Linked DNA regions of Mus musculus: region 2 is linked to region 1. A link is a loop called in an ENCODE intact Hi-C map of the cell type or tissue named here. Cell type or tissue: heart. All regions are shown on one strand. Each heading gives the region's core, and the rest is flanking DNA. Links, peaks and the distances in the headings are about the cores only.

Region 1 (9,184 bases), core at 3,321-7,320:
TGTGTGTGTGTACATGTGTTTGTGTGTGCAGTTGTGTACATGTATGTGGAAGCCAGAGGCTACTGACATGCTACTGTCTTCTTTGGTCATCTTCCATCTTATTTTAATTTTTATTAATTTTCATCTTTCGTGTGTGTGTGTGTGTGTGTGTGTGTGTGTGTGTGTGTGTGAGGCCATGCACAGGTGCCACAGTACATGCGTGGAGGCTCCAGGACAACGTTTGGGAGCCGACTCTCTCCTTCCACCATTGAGTCCCAGAGGTTCAACTCAGGTCGTCAGGCTTGGGGTAAACACCTGAGCTCATGGAGCCGCCTCACCGACCCTCTACCTTATTGAGACAGAGTCACTGATTCAGGTAGGCCGCTGGACACTGGGTTCCTAGGACCCACCTGCTCCCAGGGACTAAGGTGACAGGTGCCACCCTGCATGACTCTTATGTAGATGCTAAGGATCTACACGCAGGTTCTTGGTTTGAATGACAGGCACTTTACTCTCTGTCCCTATCCTTTGGGACCTGATTTGTCCCTTGGTTTAGATGCCTGCCACGTCCTACGAGGCCAGAGACCTAAAGAGTGATCTTTTCAGAGATGTAGGAGCAGATTAGACTTGAGCAGAGCTGAGAGGCCAGGCAACCTAGAAGCAGGACAGAGGGACGTGTGATTGACTTGTTTCCTGCTTCTTGGGCTGGGGGAAGCAGGCCAGTGGTCACATTTCATGGTGTGGCTAAGGGCTCCAGGGTTGCTTCATAAGGAGATTATATACACAATAGCAGCTATGTGTAGCCAAGAAATGGATGAGTCCTGAACTAATAGCTCATTTCCTCCAGTCACTCTGATGACTTTGAATGTAGGTCAGTTGATAGTGTTTGTCTAGCATAGCAATTCTCAACCTGTGGGTCTCGACCTCTTTGGGGGTCAAATGACTCACGGGAATCATATGTCAGATATTTACATTATTACATAACAGTAGAAAAATTAGTTATGAAGTAGCAATGAAAATATTTATGATTGGGGGGTCACCACAACGACATGAAGAACTGTATTAAAGGGTCACAGCACCAGGAAGGGTGAGAACCACTGGTCTAGCAGACATGACATCCTGGATTCAATCACTAGCAGGGCATAAACCATGGTGATGGTCACACATCTGGAATCCCAGCACTGAGGCAGGAGCATTGGTTCAAATTCACCTTCAGGTACATAGGGAGATTGAAGCCAGTGGTGGTCACATGAGGACCTGTCCCTTCCCAAACGCTTTTGGCTTATGATTTTCTGGGGAAAAGCAAGTCTAGACTTTTCTTTGGTGTTTTAACCATAATAGCTTTCACTCTGAGCCAGTGGGAAGATTCTAGTCTACAGGAACTGGGAGAGGAAGGACCACAGACTAGCAATGTGAGCTAGACCCGGGCCCCAGTTCCCTTTCTTAACTGACCCCTTGACAAAGTGCCAAAGCCATGTGGCTTTATCACAGGAGTTGGTTGCTTTGGGTCTGGGCGCCGTCAGCCTTAGATCTGTACTTTAAGCTTCTGTGGCTAGAAAGGGAGAATCCGATCCTTGCTTTTAGCAACCCGGGGTCTTGCAGTCTTTGGCTTCTCCTGGTTCCGTCATTTCCATCTCTCTTCGATGTCTACTCTGTGCACATATCTGCTCCCCATTTGTGTGTGTGTGTGTGTGTGTGTGTGTGTGTGTGTGTGTGTGTGTGTGTGTGAGAGAGAGAGAGAGAGAGAGAGAGAGAGAGAGAGATCTGGGAATCAAGCCCACCAGGCCTCATACATTCTGTGAGCCACATCTCCAGCCCCCAATCCTTTTTTTTTTTTCTTTTTTTAAGACATCAGACCTCATCCGTACTGGGTTAGGAGGAGGCTATCCTGCTTCAGGTTGACATCTTAACTATATTTGGGAGAACACTGCTTCCAAATACAGCCACATTTTGAGGTAGTGGGGATTAGGAGACAGTTCAATTCATGATAGGCCTAGAACCTCTCTTCTAATGAGTGGACCGCAGATTCCTTTTAAATTGATGTAGTTGTGCCAGCTTGAGGCCGATTTCCAAGCAATCCCTAAAGACCTAGCATTTCTACCGCCCTAAACACAGGAGCAGGGAACACCGGGGCTTAAGATCTTTGTAGGAAATTGGATCTCTAACGTGGTTCTGATGGTGTTCCCGTGCTTTTTCATCCAAGACCCAGCACCCCACAGCTCTCTGTTTTGGTGGCTCCAGACAGGCTTCTAATTGCTAGATCTTGGGGGACAGACAGACAGACAGACAGACACACACACAAACTACAATTTTCAGCGTTTTTTTGCCTGGAGAATAACCCCTGGCCCTGTCACTTCAGGATTGCATCATGCCTACCAAATGTCAAGGATTTTGACTTAGTGGTTACATTCCTTAAAGTCTTTAGGTCCAGCCTTGGGAGGTAGATCGGTTGGCAAGTGTTACTTTCCTGAGAACCTGAGTTTGTCCACCAAATAAAACCCAGTAGGTGTCCCCTTTCCTTCTGACCTTCCCAATGCCATGGTGAAAGGACTGATGACTGGAAAAATCTGGACAACAGAAATGCAAGCTAAGGGGTCGGGATGGATGGCTTGCTTGGTAGGGCACTAGCCTGGCATGACGGAGACCTGGGTTCCATGCCCAGCGCGGCAGAATCCAAGCTGGGTAGCACACACTGTAACCTCAGCAGCACACGGAGGATCATGGCTTTCAGGGCTGGGTTGAGGATCATGGCTCAACCCAGTCCCTCCTCCTCTACATTCTTTCTTTTGTCTTCTCACCTGCTAAAAATCTTTTTGCTTGCTAAAATAAACTTTGTTTTTAAAATAAGTTTGAGGTCATCTTTGGCTACATAGTGAGTTTGAGGTGAGCCTGGTCTATATAACCTGTCTCAAAAACAAAACAAAACAAAGTCACACACATAGTCTATAATCTACATTTCTATCTTTGTGCTTTTGATTCTTCCAACTAGACTAAGGAATTTTAGGCATATCAATTTCTTTGAGTATAGGCCACCTTAAAGACTAAGTTTTATCCAACCACTCAGCTGAGAACCATTCTTAGCTGCCAAAGTCAGGAACCAGACTTGACTCCAGAGTGTCTTTGTCCATACGGACCAACTCAACCAACAAGAATAGAATTTTCATTCTCTCTTCTTGGTGAGACAGCTCTAGAGTCAAATCCACACATTGCCAGGTTTCTGTGGAGAACTGCTGAGTGTCTCAGCCCTGCTCAGTCTGATGGCTGCACCTTCTTCCAGAGGCAGAGACCCTGACTCCAGCTCTGATGAGGTTAACGAGAGGGTGTGGCCGGGGAACAGGGATGGGCATTCTCTTCCGAGGTGGCGACCCCCAGGTTCTCCACAGGAGGGAATTAGGAGTGCTCCTTCTATGCTGGGAGGAGCTTTGTAGGGAGAGACAGTGGGGTTGATGGATTTACCCAGAGCAGAGGGAGTATTCCCACCTCTCATTTCAGGGTCCTATTGCTTCAACAAAGCAATGCCCTACCACACAGGAAACCCGGCCTGGCCCTATTTTACTTCAAATATGTCAGGCTTGTGGCTACAAGGGAAGATGTTTAGGGATCTATGGGATGTGTCTGGAACCCTTCATTTTTCTCTCTGTCATCCAACCCTGTTCCCTATGTGCTGGCCTTTCCCTGCAGATGCTCGGTCTTTCTTCTAAAAGACTGCATGTCGGGTGACTGGAGTTTACCATATCCCAAAGCTATGACATCCTCATTTCCTTCAAACCCAACTTAGTCAAGACTGAGCTAAGGTTTGTACTGTTACTGTTTCTGAAACAACAACAACAGAAGTTACAGAGGGGGGAAAAAAACCCAAACAAACCCCAAACATTAACAATTTTAAGTAGAAAGGGTTCAATGCAGACAAAGGAAGTGTTCACAAAGAGTTGGAAAGCCCTGAGGGGCTGGAGACTGTGTTTCTAGGTCCCCACAGTTATCCCCACATGCATGGGAACGGCTACATCACCATAGAGATGAGGAGCCACCTAGCTCTAAGAACATGCACCAAGCTGCTGCCTCCGGCTGGAGATGCCCTTGCATACCCCAAAAGCTACTGCTGACCCTGGACCGCTGAGGAGCAATCTGAGGTGTGGCGATTTTGCAGGAGCGTCAGCCAAAGAAGCTAAAGAAAGTCTCCCCGTTGGTCCCTTCTGTCTACACTGCATTCATGCATCTCACTGGCAAGACGAGTTACACACAGAGCCTTGGCTTCAAGGAAGACACGATGCTCGAAGCTTGATGGCCTCTGCAGTATAAGACGGTGTGTTAGGGACACGTTACTCATCCACCAAGCCCAAAGCCTCTTGTCATGTCAAGGGACCAGATGTGCCCTGTGGAAGCTGGCTGCACACACCCACTACACTGGCCCGAGTGCTACTCCTCCTGACCTCTCCTCCCAAGCTGTTCTGAGGCATTGCACAACCTTGCCTTTTAAGCAGCTCTGCTCCCTGACTCGACCCACAGCGTGCCCATCACAGACACGATAGTGTGCTGTATCTTCAGACATGGTTTCTCTGCTCCCTTCTTAGTTTGGGCTTGGGGCTATCTGTCTAAGGCTTGGTCCCTAGCTGGGTTGGTGGTGTTGGAAGGTGGTCAAAACTAAGAAAGAAGGCCCCGCTGGAGGAAATTAGGCCATGAGATACACACCCTTGAGTGGGATATTGTGAGCACATCCCTCTGGGGTTCCCGGCTGCCATGAGCTGAGAAGAGCTTCTCCCACCAGGTAATCCCACTCCACCCCCACCATGATGCTCTGTCTCACTGCAGCCCCAATGGCAATGGAGCCACAGGACCATGGCCCCTTCCTCTTTCCCAGGTGAAATCTCAGGTATTTTGTCACAGTGCTGGAAAGCAAAAACACTGCCACTCAGAAACAGCCCCGTCTGTCACTCGCTCCCAAGAACATACCTCTCCTCATGTAGGTAGCATCCATCTCGTCTCCTCTCACTGGAATGTAAGCCCCATGGAGACAGAAACCGTGTGCTCTCCCTATTGTTACCTTCCATACCTACAGTGTCCTGGGCCTCTCAGTGAAAGGATGCGAATGAGGTAGAGCATTACCCATTTCTTCCTCCAGATGGCACCAACGAGCCTTCTCAGCTGGTTTCACACTAGGGAACGTCAAATAAGCCTGAGACTGAATTCCAGTATCAAGACACCCAGTGTTCTTGACTTTGCTCCTTATTAGAAACATGGCCTTTACCAAAGCATTTTCAGTATAGCATCTTAACCCGTGGCCCCAGAATCAGACTAAGAGGAAACAGACATGGGGGAGTGAGTAGTCCGCCCAGTTCTATAGCATTACCTCATACATTTACCAGATAAAGACTACAGGTTTGGCTGGGTGTGGTGGTGCATGCCTTTAATCCCAGCACTCAGGAGGCAGAGGCAGGTGGATTTCTGAGTTCAAGGCCAGCCTGGTCTACAGAGTGAGTTCCAGGACAGCACAAATCAACAACAACAACAACAAAGACTACAGGTTTGACTCTAGACCACGCATTTTGACGTACTGCCTTTGACTTTATCCAAGTTAAGTGCTTTTTTGATGAGGCTTTAGAAGAATTGCAAATCTCGAGTGGGTTGTTTGCATTTCAGGGGTCTCCAAACTGTCTGCCTTTTCTCCCCAACAGGTTCCTTTAGTCGCACCGGGACATCTCTAGGACACTTTCTTACTGAGACGCCAAGTCCATTAACAGCATTTCCTGTTCCAATATGCAAGGAAATGCAAGGTGGCCTGTGGAGCCTGAGAAGTAAGATCTTCCACAGTGGCTGCTGTCTGGACGCCCCATCCTTTACTGCATAAGGCAGCAGGTAAACCTGTGAATACAAACAGAAAGGCAGCTGGTCCTCAGACAAAGATGCATTCGGCTCTTCCCCTGGGCCCAGTGCTAAGGCGATCGATCAACAAGCTGCCTGATTCTGGTTTAAGGATTGGGCAAAATGGGGGCATAGGAAAGTAACTGACAGTCAGATCTGGAATTCTGACATTGAATCTCTTGCTCTGCAGTTCTTTGTATGAGCTTTCATTCCTAAAGACATTATTTATTATCATTACTATTATTACTTTATGGTACCAGGGACTGAACCCAGGGCCTTGTCCACGTTAGCCAAGCATGCCTCTGCTGAACCACCCCCCGCTCCCCCCAGCCCAAGGACCTTATTCTTGACAGTGCCCAGATTTCTGGTACTAACAGCTCACTCCTGCTAACCGTGTAAGCTCAAGGGAGACTTGGGCGGCACGCCTGCCCGCTGCTTTCCCTGGAGGCCGCATTTCTCAGCCTCTCTCTAACTAGGCTGGCAGGGAGCGTGTACCTGAGAGCACAGCCAACATCTATGCTAGCTATTGCCTGGGATCTTGCAGAAACAGCTCTTGCTCCCATAGGCTTGGCTCCTAGGCTGGGATGCGGCTCAGGGGTAGAGCAGCTACACAGTATGCACAGGGATCTGGGTTTCAGCCCCAGTTGCTTCCTAACTGTAACCCTGCGGGGTCACCAAGCCCTCTCCACAGACTCTGCCCCTAAACACTGACTATAGAGTGTGGTGAGTATGAATCTGGCTCTGACAGGAAAACTGCAGAACTGCCTCTCGAGGGCAAAAAAGGTGCAACTCGGTCTCCTCGCTATTGCAGACTCAGCCTGACTCCAGTCTACAGCAAGCCTGCCTTGGCTTCCTGTATGGGAGGAGAAGCTGCTCTACAAGCGACTCCACTGCAGTTGGAGGGAGTAAAACCCTTCTTCCCTGGGGTTAGAAAACCGCAGGCCTCTCACAGACAGATAGACTACTCTTCCAATAAACACTTGGCTCTGCAGGACTACCCAAGCCAAGGACAGTGACATGAGGTCAGTTATGACAGAATTCTTTATTAAAATGTGTCATCAATAATGTTAGCATACATACAATATACACACATACATATGTACATTCTTTGACACACCTCACAGATTGCCAACATCAGTTTAGCCAATAAATTAAAACTAAAAATGAGAGGATAGGGGGAGGGATACTAGAGGCAAATTTCATTTTTTATCTGGTAAGAAATTGTAAATTTCTCAGAACTTCCCTGGGGGAACCCTGACCAGAGAATCTTTGAAACAAAATACATAAATCCCCACCCTCCCCCGAAAAAGATTCCAAAAGATGCAGTTACAACAAGTGTGCTTCTCAGAACAGGGGCCTTCATTCCACTTCATACTCTTCTGACTTCAAGACAGTCTGGCCCTCAGCTGGAGCAGCGAGGTTCTTGTGGGCACTTGGGCTCGGTGCACCGTGGACTTGGGGGGTGGAGGGGCAGGCTGCAGCATGGGAGCGGGGCGAGCCACACTCATCTGAGGTGATGTCTGGCACGTCATCTGACTGCGTGTCAGAGCTCTCCAGGTCACTGCGGATGCTCTCAGGCTGGGCCAGGCTGATGTCCCAAGCCTTGCTGGCCAGGCAGTCTTTCTGTTCACAGCTTTGGTGTTTGTAAGGGGGATCGTCTTCACTGCCACCGCTGCCACCACCAGCACCATTACCCTCTTCTTCCTTCTCTGCCACCTGAGCATGGACATGGAGCGAGTCCTCTGTGCTGCTGCCACTCACCAACTGATAGTGACTTGGTTTGGCTTCAATGTCCACTTGGATTTCCATATTGTTGCACTCTCTGTGGGAACAAAATTCACTGTGCTGAGAGTCACGCATAGGTTATGTTATATTATACCTGCTCCTAAAATAGTTTCTGGGTTTTGGCTTAAGTAGTTAGAAGAGGTGGGTCCACGTAGACCAGAGCTCACTTCTCACTTTCCCTTTACACACACACACACACACACACACACACACACACACACACACACACACACACGCTTGCTCTCCTTAAAACATCTAAAAAGAGCTTCCAGAGGGACTGGAGAGATGGCTGAGCAGTTAAGAGCACTGGCTGCTCTTTCAGAGGTCTTGAGTTCAATTTCCAGCAACCACATGGTGGCTCACAACCATCTGTAATGGTATCTGATGCCCTCTTCTGGCATGTAGGTATACATATATGCATACTCATTTACAACAATCTAACACACAAATAAATAGCTTCCAGAATTCAACTAAGTACCTCATCCTACCTTACTTTTAATAGAAATGTAAGAGCAAGCTGGCAGCTTGTTACGACTGCATCACAGTCAGAAGCCATTCATTCCTCCTGCAGTGGAACGGAGAGGAGATCTAGACCCAGGCCCTAGCTAACATCAGTCTAGCTCTTTAAACTCCATTTGAATAATTCCACTGTTGCAACAGCTAGACAAAAGAAGGAAAAGGTGGGAAAGAGATGGTGAGGGAAGAAAGGAGGGAGGGAGGAAAGTCAAAGGCTAACAAGATTTAAGAGATGAACACTCCAGCACAATGGATTCAGAAGCACGCCACATCTCCACTAGATGGCACCCAGGGCCCTGAGATGAGGAAGGGAGCGCTGAGGACCTATTACCCAATGAATACAGCTGTCCCGGGCTCTGCCTGCTCATACCTGTCCTGTGGGTTGTAGGAACTGATTATGGAACCGGCCATAGCACGAGTGCTTGCGCTGTCGCTAATTGCACCAAGACTGGCTGTGTCTTTGGGGAAAATTTCCTTTTGGACATCAGCTTGAACTTCTAACCTGTGTAAAGAGGGGATGTGCAAGTTAACAGGAGAAGCAGGGTTCTGACGGTTTGTTTCCTGGAACACACCTCTTCCATTATTCTCTTGAGAACTGTGATAATCTGTTGGATCACCTCCAACTGCCAAACAGTTCAAATACATGCCAGCATAGTTCCTCTCTTACATATCAAGTGAAACTGCCCCCTCCTTTCTGTCCCTTTAACATAAGTCCTTGACTAAAAAAATCAACACCGGGCTTGTGTCCAGCAGCCCCTAAATTCAAGTCAAGCAACTTTCCAGAGCAGTGTCAACGCAGGCCAAGACCCAACCATCCTAAAATCTCTTAACTCTTGGCCCCCTTCCTGCCTACAGACATCTGTGGCCTTCCCGACCTGCTAGCGGCTTGGGTTCCTTTTCTTACCCCAATTCCAGCATCACAACCCCTGAGTTTTCATTCTGTACCTCCATGGCTTTGTGGATGCTATGCCCTGTCTCAAAAGTTTCTCTTTCTCTGCCTGAACAACTTATGCCAGGTCTTTAACAACAAAGGACTACCATTTCC
Region 2 (9,184 bases), core at 1,738-5,737, 160 kb after region 1:
AAAGAACATCCCTCCATGGCCTCTGCATCAGCTCCTGCTTCCTGACCTGCTTGAGTTCCAGTCCTGACTTACTTTGGTGATGAACAGCAGTATGGAAGTGTAAGCCGAATAAACCCTTTCCTCCCCAACTGCTTCTTGGTCATGATGTTTGTGCAGGAATAGAAACCCTGACTAAGACAGATGGTACTAAAAAAAAAAAAAAAAAACAGGGCTGGAGAGATGGCTCAGTGGTTAAGAGCACTGACTGCTCTTCCAGAGGTCCTGAGTTCAAATCCCAGCAACCACATGGTGGCTCACAATTATCTGTAATGGGATCCGATGCCCTCTTCTGGTGTGTCTGAAGACAGCTACAGCGTACTCATGTACATAAAATAAATAAATCTTTTTTTTTTTTTTTAAAGAACAGATTCCTTCTCTCCCCTTCTCCGATAATGGACAAAGAGACACCTGTGGGTGATGTTCTTATATCAGTCGGGGCAGAGCAGATGGCAGGCCTTTGTTCATTTGTTCATCCTAGCTTGATGCCTGGCTTGGGGGCCAAAGCTGTCTTATGCCAAGGACTCATAAAAATGAAATCAAATCGAATCCCGGCAATGCAGTGCAGGGGGAAAGAAACAGACGTAGACCTGCAGATCACCACAGCAGCTAGAGACCTGCCCTCCAGTGCACAGCATGGGTGGGCCATACATAACCCTCTTGGCAACACAATTCACAGCATGGACGGAGACTGTCTCCCAGGGCCCCACCAGCTGCATAGCCGGGCTGCAGTGGGAGCCACCACAGTGTGTGAGCATGTGGTGGTCAGATGGGAGAAAATGGCACGTGGAGCAGTTTCAGCAGTATGAAGAGAGATGGAACTGGATGGAGGCTCAAGGGTGGAGCAGAGTAGTCTGTGGTGGGTGCCTAGCTCCACCACCTGGGGCCATGGTGAGGTCCAGCCTGGTTCATGGCTGCAGTGGCAGGGGTCAGTGTTGATGCCCACTAGGGAACATGGGGATGTCCCTGGTCGGGGCAGTCGCTGGGGAACACGTGGATGTCCAGAGGCTGTGCAGAACTGGCCACGCCCTTCAGTAGATGCAGCACTCTGGAGAGCTGCTCCCATCTCTCACCGGAGGCAGCACTTGGGAGAGCAAGCCTTGTATTGTGTCTTGCCCAGGCAGCACAGTGGAGTTGACTCTGGTGGCAGGGGTGTGGTTTAATTGGCCCGAGGGCATGAATGTGGAAGATCTGAGCCTGCCACTCCTCTGCAGTGGGGTGGCCCGGGTGCAGAGGTGATGCCTCATGAGCTTGGGAGAGCTAGCCTTTCCCCTCACCAACTATAGCACTTAGGAGAATGGCCTTGCTCCTTACCTGGACAGCACAGAAGGGGGATCAGCCCCGAGGGTGAGAGGATGGGTGAGCTGGCCCAGCCCCTCACAGGCTACAGCACTTGAGAGAGTTGGCCCCACACCTTGATTGTGCAGCACAACACGAGGGCTGACCCTGTCTCCTGCCAAAGTCGGCGTTGGGTGGCCTAGTTGGAGCAGTGCCGGAGAAACTCACTCTGGTGGTATGGATAAGGGGGAGCCACAGGGTTGACTAGCTCATCAGCTACTGCCCAAGCCTAGATCCAGGGCTCTGAGTTGGTCTACGCCAAGATCTGTATCATCTGCGAATGGCGAGGTTCATGAAAGAACTGGCCCTGCTGTTCCACAGCTTCAGGATCTCCATGACACAGGCAACACCAGGATATCCAGGAGGAGGCCCAGTGAGGACCCAGTGTTGATTGTGTCGTAGAAGCCTAAGATCTTTTTGTTTGTTTGTTTGTTTTTCGAGACAGGGTTTCTCTATGCAGCCCTGGCTGTCCTGGAACTCACTCTGTAGACTAGGAAAATCCTAGAAATCCATGCGCCTCTGCCTCCCAAGTGCTGGGATTACAGGCCTGTGCCACCACTGCTCGGCAGAAGCCAAAGATCTCGAACCATACCATTGACTCATTCATCGAAGTGAACATTTGCAAGTGACAATGTGTGGCCAGAGGAATAGACTGTGGGACACACTGGGACACACTACAGCTTCCACAGTGAGATGTTTTCTATGCTTTGTTTTTATTGTTTCTGTGTGAGTGCTTTGTTTGGTGGTGGTGGTGGTGGGGATGACAGAGGCTGCAAGAGTGAAGGACAGACATGAGGGGACAGGGGGATGAATGGGGCACAGGTGCATGGTGTGACCCTCACAACGAATCAATAAAAAGTTATAAAAAGAACAGGACAGAGGGGAAGACCTGGTGGTAACTTTTCCTCCCTGTCTCTTCCTCCAACCTGGGAGAAGCAGGCCCAGCCACAGAACCTCATGAGGTCACAGGAGATACGTTATCTGGGAGCCCTCTCCCCTACCCCTATCCAGGAAGCCTGCCTGTGTAAACTGGCTCACGTCCTGCAGTGAAGGGTCCACAGAGAAGGCAACAGTGTAGGGCTTCTCTCACCCCTTTGCCTGCTGCATTGTAACCCCTGTAAACAATCACCAGCTATGACATCCTGGAAATTGTTCTGAAACACAAGTCCTATTTTTGAGTGATTTCCCAATTCTGCAGAAAATCCTTCAGTTGATTCCCACTGAAATGCCAGTAAAAGATAGATTACTCTTTCTCTGTCCAGCTCTCTTCCCAGGCTCCCATTCTCAATTCAGTTCCTTAGTGTCTAGGAACGGACACACCTTAGTCCAAAGAGAGGACGTTTGATCTCTAAGCTTCCAAGCAGCCTTAGATTGTGCAGTCACCGTTGTGATGAGCTAGGAGTCCTACAGAGAAACTCAGGATTACAGCTGAGCGCAACAGAGCTCAGAAAGTACTAGCTACTACGAGAGAGACGCGTGGACAGACACGTGGACGTATCGTATGGCTTCCTAGGTGGTGTTAGAGGGAGGATTGCCAGGTAAAATACACAACACTCAGTGAAGGTTGAATGCGAATAAATGTGTGTACATGTGTGCGTCCGTGCAATATCTGGCGTATTTCTAGGCAAAGACATTACTTTATCTGCAGTTCAAGCTTAACAGGGTGTCCTGCGTTTTATTTGCTAACTCGGGCAACCCTACCCTAGGAAACCATTCCTTCGACTTTGGAAGTCCCTCCCTCCCTCCCTGAATCTGGATAGCGTTGGGACACTTGGCCCGGACTCCTTAGGCCCTGCACCGCCTGCTTCTTGGGGTTCTCCCTCCACTCAGAGAAGCACCGAGTAGACTATAAGAGGTCCCTTGGTCTAGGACATTGATTTTTCTCATTTAAAAACATAAATGAGAGTGTCAGAGCTGAGCACAGTTAAGTTCCACTTTGTAGAATCAGAAATGCGAAGAAGTTAACTCGGCTTCGGGGAAGCTCTCCACTCTGCACCCAGAGAACCTCTCAACCCCGCACCCAAGTCCCTCAGAGGTCCGTTCTCTTGACGTCACTTCCGTATCCAAGAACCCCCCCCTCGGCGTCGAGCCATGTGCTCCTGCGCCCTCTGCCTGCCGGGAGGAGGAATAGACTTTACCGACTTGGGCAAACTGCCGAATCCATAGGTGGAAAGCCAGAAATGCGCTCCGCAGCCGGGGCTTCCACGGGAACCTGACAACCGGGACAGCAGCGACATGGGTCGACCTCGTGTTCGCCCGCTCAGAAATGCCTGGGACCCAGGCCCTGCAGCAAGCCGCCCTCTGGTCCATCACCTACGGTTGCTTCCAACTAGGAGCCTTCCAGAGTTGAGAACCGCAAAGCAGTGTGGATGTTCTCTGCTGAGTTCGTGCAGAAAACCGGGGGCTTTGAATGAATTCTCCGTTTCCAAGAGATGATACTGGGCATTTAAAAATAAGAATGCCTACTGTCAGGCCTGCCTTGGCCTGCCCTTGCCCTTAATTTGCATTATTCATTTTACCCACACAACCCCGTGGAGTGAATTTTACGACCAAGATTCTCACCCTCACTGCCTGTGTCATAATCTTAATGTTACCATTTATTAGCCGCGTCACGCGGCGTAAATTACTCTGCGCCACAATGACTGTGTCTGTAAAATGGAAATATAGTACCTGCTATATATGTTGTTAAATTAACATATTTAAAACTTATGGGACAAAGTGAGTTCCAGGACAGCTGGGGCTATACAGAGAAACCCTGTCTCGAAAAACCAAAAAAAAAAAAAAAAAAAAAAAAAAAAGAGAACCACAAAACCAACGAACCAAACAAACAAACAAAAAAACCAAAACAAAAAACAACCAAAACAAAAAACGGAACAGTCCCTGGTATGTGCTAACCATCAGTGACTACTTAAATTGTTTACGTTTAGAAATGAGGAAACAGAAGCGTAAATACGAGGGAACATGTCTAAGAACAGACAGTAACTAGAGGAGCAGGTTAGGGCACCTCTCCTTCCTTCTCCCAGCTTTTTCCCCCCATGTGTAGGCAGCTGGTGATGCGCATAGACGCTTTTATTAGTAGTGTGTGTATTGACTTAGTATCACCCTGTCACAAATGGCTGTTCTTCGGATATTTTAATGACACTAATGGAGTTAGCGAGGGTCTTGTATACACCAGACCAGGGGCCAGGTTTTGTAAGAAATGGGGATGAGTGCGTCCAAAATGCAACTCTGGCTAAATCCCAGGGAAGAAACAGATTCCTGAACATGTTAAATTTGCAATCCTATGACATATTCAAGCAGAGAGAGTGGTAATTTGGTGTGCTGAGGTTTGTTTTAGAGAAAAGCAAGATCTCCAAAGGATGTCTAACTAGAGATAAATATAACCGCCTGTGCAGCCCAGAACAGACTTGCTAAGAAGCAGTGGCATTTCATGGGAATGGCATGTGACAGGAATAGTGGCATGATAATTCAAAGTCCTTGGGAGTTCAGGGGCAGAACAGAAGGCAAGAATGGGCTGGAGGCTTGGGGCATATTAGGAAAGAGCGTGTTCTGGCCGTACCAGTGAGCCATCAGAATTTCTCAGAGGGGAGAGAAGATGTCAGCTATACACTTTAGATGGTGAGCTAGGAGGCCTGAAGAGAAGCTGTCAGGCAGTTTCTAAGATTGTCCTCAACGATCCTGCATCCCTGAATCCACATCCTGCTTCAATCCTCTCTCCTGGAGTAGGGGCGGGGCTCAATGATCCCATTCCGATAAACAAAGTATGTTAGGAGCAATGGCATCAAGACTGAGATTTGGCACTGGGGACATGAAAGTGGACACAAAACCCCTTGCCCTCATTGCATTCATCACTCGGTCTCAGGTAGAAACAATAAGACTTTGGTTTGTGGGTACCTTTCCCATGCTGTGTAGCAGTTTCCATCTTCAAGGATTTCCGTATGCACGAAGATGAGCCTTTCAATGCTGTCATCCCCATTCCTAGACCTCTTTCGGAGACTTTGCCTTCTCTCCACCTCTGCCACTCTCTACAGTGGCCATGCACCATGAATCTGATTCTCCATGAGGTACTTGCTGCATTTCCAGCCCTTCTCTTGCTCTTGTAACCTGACTCCATCAACACCAGGCACTGCCAGGAAGTCTACATTTTGTGTTAACTCTCCCACGTTAATATCCTTTCTTCCGGTTCTATAAGTCAGGTAGGCAGAGCTGTGCTGCAGTAACAACCAGTCCCCACCTTCCAGTGGTTTAGACTGTAAGATTTAAAAGGACATTCATTTCTTGTTTATACTACTTAAACACTACGGGCCTTCTGCGGGCACCACTGATATAATCTTCGAGTCACGAAGGTGATGGAAGAAGCCAGCATTTCAAATCATGCTGGCCATCTGTTAGAATAAAAAGAGAACTTACTTGGGGGTGCCTTGTTGGCAAAATTGTTCCATCTAGGTCTTAGCACCATCAAATTGGCCCAAGTCAGGCACATGGCCACATCTAACCATAAGTGGGCAGAGGGTACTTTCCTATTCAGTGTTTGGTGAGGCAGGAAAGCTGGAATAGCGATGAACAGCATGGAAAGGGTCTTCTGCCAGCCTCATCACCACGAGTAGTCTTTATACTTATTCTCTCGCATTAATCTTCAACTCCCTCGCCTCTCTTTCATTTGTTGAACTGTCTTAGGTGAGCCATAACCTAGCAAAATACAACCCTGCCCACATCCAGACAACTGGGTCTTGAGTTCAATTCCCAGCAACCACATGGTGGCTCAGAACCATCTGTAATGGGATCTGATGCCCTCTTCTGGTGTGTCTGAAGACAGCTATAGTGTACTCACATAAAAAAAAAATAAATCTTTTTTAAAAAATTAAAGGATTGTCTGTCTGTGTCTGTACGTTTGTTTTTCATTAAGAGTACAAAAAGTATCCAAGCATGGTAGCATGTGACTTTAATCCTAGTACTCTGGAGGTAGAAGCAATCGGATCTCTATGAGTTCGAGGCCAGCCTTGTCTACAAAGTGGGTTCTGGAACAGTTTTGGCTACACAGAAAAAAATCTTGCCTTAAAAAATTGCAAGCACTAGCTACAATGAGGTGGCTTGGTTGCTTAATCCACGGAATTCAGGGGATAGTGGTGGTAAGAGAGAACTGTTAGGAGCCATGCTAACCCAAGGCTTTTCCTGGGGCCCTGTTGTTTGGAGAAAGAACATAGATCCTTGTCTAAAGCCAGGAACATGCTTGGCAGAGCCAGTAGCAGCCTGGGGTCCAGGGCCTTAGGGGAACTTTTTCCTGAGGCTCTGATGTATGGAGAAGGACCACAGCTCCCTGTCTAAAGCCAGGAATATGCTTGGCAAAGCCAGTGGCAGCCTGGGTCCAGGGCCTAGCGGGAGCTGTGACTTCATCCTAAGAACTCCATCTTCCCATCCTAAGCTAGGGTTGTCAGTTCCAAGACAGCAGAGCATGTGCCTGTGACACACGTGAGATCTCTGTTTCTTCCATGTGTTTGCCTGTGACACAAGTGAGATCTCCTGTGTGTCCTCCGTGTGTTTGCCTGTGACACATGTGAGATCTCCTGTGTTTCCTCCATGTGCTTGCCTGTGACACACGTGAGACCTCCTGTGTTTCCTCCGTGTTCATTGCTTTGTTAGCTTCCCACTGACTCTGTCCCACTCCTACCCCTGAAAACTGTATATAAGATGTTAGACTTCTTAATAAACTTGCTTGGCATAAGGCATAGCTTGCATAAGACCCCCTGACCCCAACTTCCTTATCTTCTGTATTTTTTTGACCCCATGATCCTTTCTTTCTCTTTGGGACCTGACACTGAAGACCAACCTGCTGGTCCAGGTCAGAGAGCCAACTTCACAAAGTTGTCCTCCATGCATGTGCAAAGGAATGTGGGTTCACACTCACACCTTGCTCTCCATCCCCTCTGTCACACACACACACACACACACACACACACACACACACACACACACATCAAGAGGCTACAGGGAGGGGACATATGGCTCACCATCATCAGAGCCATGATAACAACAGTGACTGAATGAGCCCCTCTAGATCTCAGGGTTTGTGGAGGAAGGTACGGTAGAACCAGGGCAGGGCAGGGGACTCTAAGAGGCACTACCCTAGTTGTGGCTAAGGCTCAAGGCAGTGGAGCACTTCATGACTTGTTGCCTTGAGAGAGCAAAGAAGATTTCTCCTCTTCGTCTCACACTGAAGTGTCACGGGTGTGCAGACGTGCCAGGGCTTCACCATTGGGTACATATGGTGCTGTAACCAAATCAAAGACAAATTCCCCGTCAGTTCTAGTAGCCCTCTTTTCCTTTTCCTCCTTTCCAGACAGGTTTTTATGTATTCCTCCTCCCAAGTTCTGGCATTACCTGTACAAATTGCCATGCCCGTCAGGGTCCTGGAGAGGTTTCCCTGGGTCCTTTCATGGAGATGGAGGGCTGGGATAGGTGAGGCGGGCCCGCTGTCGGCATGTCTTCCATAAGATGCAGCTGACGATCAGCAGCGTGGACAGGGAGTTCAGGGCTGGGATGATGATCACCACAGTCTGCACGCTGCCCTGATCTGCACAAAGGGGTGGGGTATCAGGTGGCTTGCTCTCCCGGGGCAGGCTGTGCCTCTGACCTCTGCAGCCATATCCCACATGATATTATGTTCCCATGTCACGGAGGAGGTATGGGACAGGGCAACAGAGGCCGAGATTGTGGGACCTTGGGTGAGTGTTTGGGCACCTGGCAGCGCTCTCTCTCTCTCTCTCTCTCTCTCTCTCTCTCTCTCTCTCTCTCTCTGCCTCTGTCTTTATGTGTTTGTGTGTTGCCGCAGACCTTTTGGGTCCCTATGTCTGCGTGGAACGGGGTCTCTCGACGCGGGTGGGCAAAGCGTGGATGATGACAGACAGACACACACGCAGGAGAGTTTGTGTGGAATCTGAATGTAATTTTACAACTCGAGCATCAGACTTTTTATGCAGAGGACAATAAGGAAGTTGGGTGACATATTCGCAAGGTACAATTGAGGTAACTGGAATCTTACATAAAACAGAGGAATGCAAACACAAAAGGTCTAACGGGAACCACCCAGGATAGAATACATTGATAACAGCTGGGATCAACAAGGGCTCCACCTAAAATTCACTAATCTTAGAAGCCAGGGTCAAGGGCTTCGCGTCCTTGCCACAGTTCCTATTTTAGTCTCTTGTATAGTCCACCTTCCCCTTAGGCCATTGTAAATATGTGTATGGGTGTAACTCTGCTATAGTATCTATTCTGGTTTCTCCTTTGGTCTGAAACTTCCTTCTTCCTAAGTGATGGTAAATTCCTGTGTAAGGGAGTGACTTAGCTTTTACAATCTTGCTGAATTCTAAACCCATGATCTTGGTCAAGGACAGACACCCTTGGACTGTTGGAACACTGGCGGAAGGCTTTAGCCATGTCAGAGCACTTATAGGAAAATACTGAAAGAGAGCACGTGGATCCATACTCTAGACTAGCGTGGTACTGGAACTCGGGAATGAAAAATTAATGTATGGGTAGAGAACACTAGCCTCCAGGAGGAGAGCTTCCTTGAAACTCTTTTGCCTCATGAGTGACTTTTAAGCCTTTCGGCTTGTCCAGTTGACTCGACCAGAGAGCGTAGCAGTGTGTGTGTCTCTGTTTCTTTGTGTGTGTGTGTGTGTCTGTCTGTCTGTCTGTCTCTGCTTATAAAGTTATCATGGCTCCCTGTGGGCCCCAGGATGGCTCCCGGCATGGCACAAGCCACCCTTGTTCTCCTCTCGGGCTCCACTGCCCTGCCTTTTGCTCTCTG

What was found. Hi-C counts contacts between places; a loop is a spot of excess contacts. Peaks named below come from ENCODE experiments on the same cell type or tissue, not always from the same donor. Only the 100,000 strongest peaks of a DNase experiment are listed, where the experiment ranks them.
Region 2: a loop joins it to region 1, with 7 times the contacts of the local background. A loop is called at or near these places in 4 of 42 quality-filtered maps.

The regions. Positions count from the first base shown.
Region 1 is chr4:129,082,204-129,091,387 of GRCm38, reverse strand. It overlaps Rnf19b (ring finger protein 19B), which reads right to left. Exons shown (of 9, transcript NM_029219.2): 8 at 8,510-8,641; 9 at 6,862-7,660. The coding sequence ends at 7,198. Among named protein-coding and RNA genes, the nearest start is that of Tmem54, 19 kb to the left of the region's middle. In heart, for the core only: a CTCF peak has its summit at 5,088 (motif pointing right); no DNase peak of the experiment used is centred there; H3K27me3 peaks cover 543 bases.
Region 2 is chr4:128,919,444-128,928,627 of GRCm38, reverse strand. It overlaps Gm33901 (a long non-coding RNA gene), which reads right to left. Exons shown (of 3, transcript XR_376674.3): 2 at 7,753-7,945; 3 at 6,365-7,642. LOC115489376 (a small nucleolar RNA gene) reads left to right here and starts at 422; the gene lies at 422-567. In heart, for the core only: a CTCF peak has its summit at 3,491; a DNase peak (open chromatin) is centred at 3,437; H3K4me3 peaks cover 1,146 bases; H3K27ac peaks cover 934 bases; H3K27me3 peaks cover 929 bases.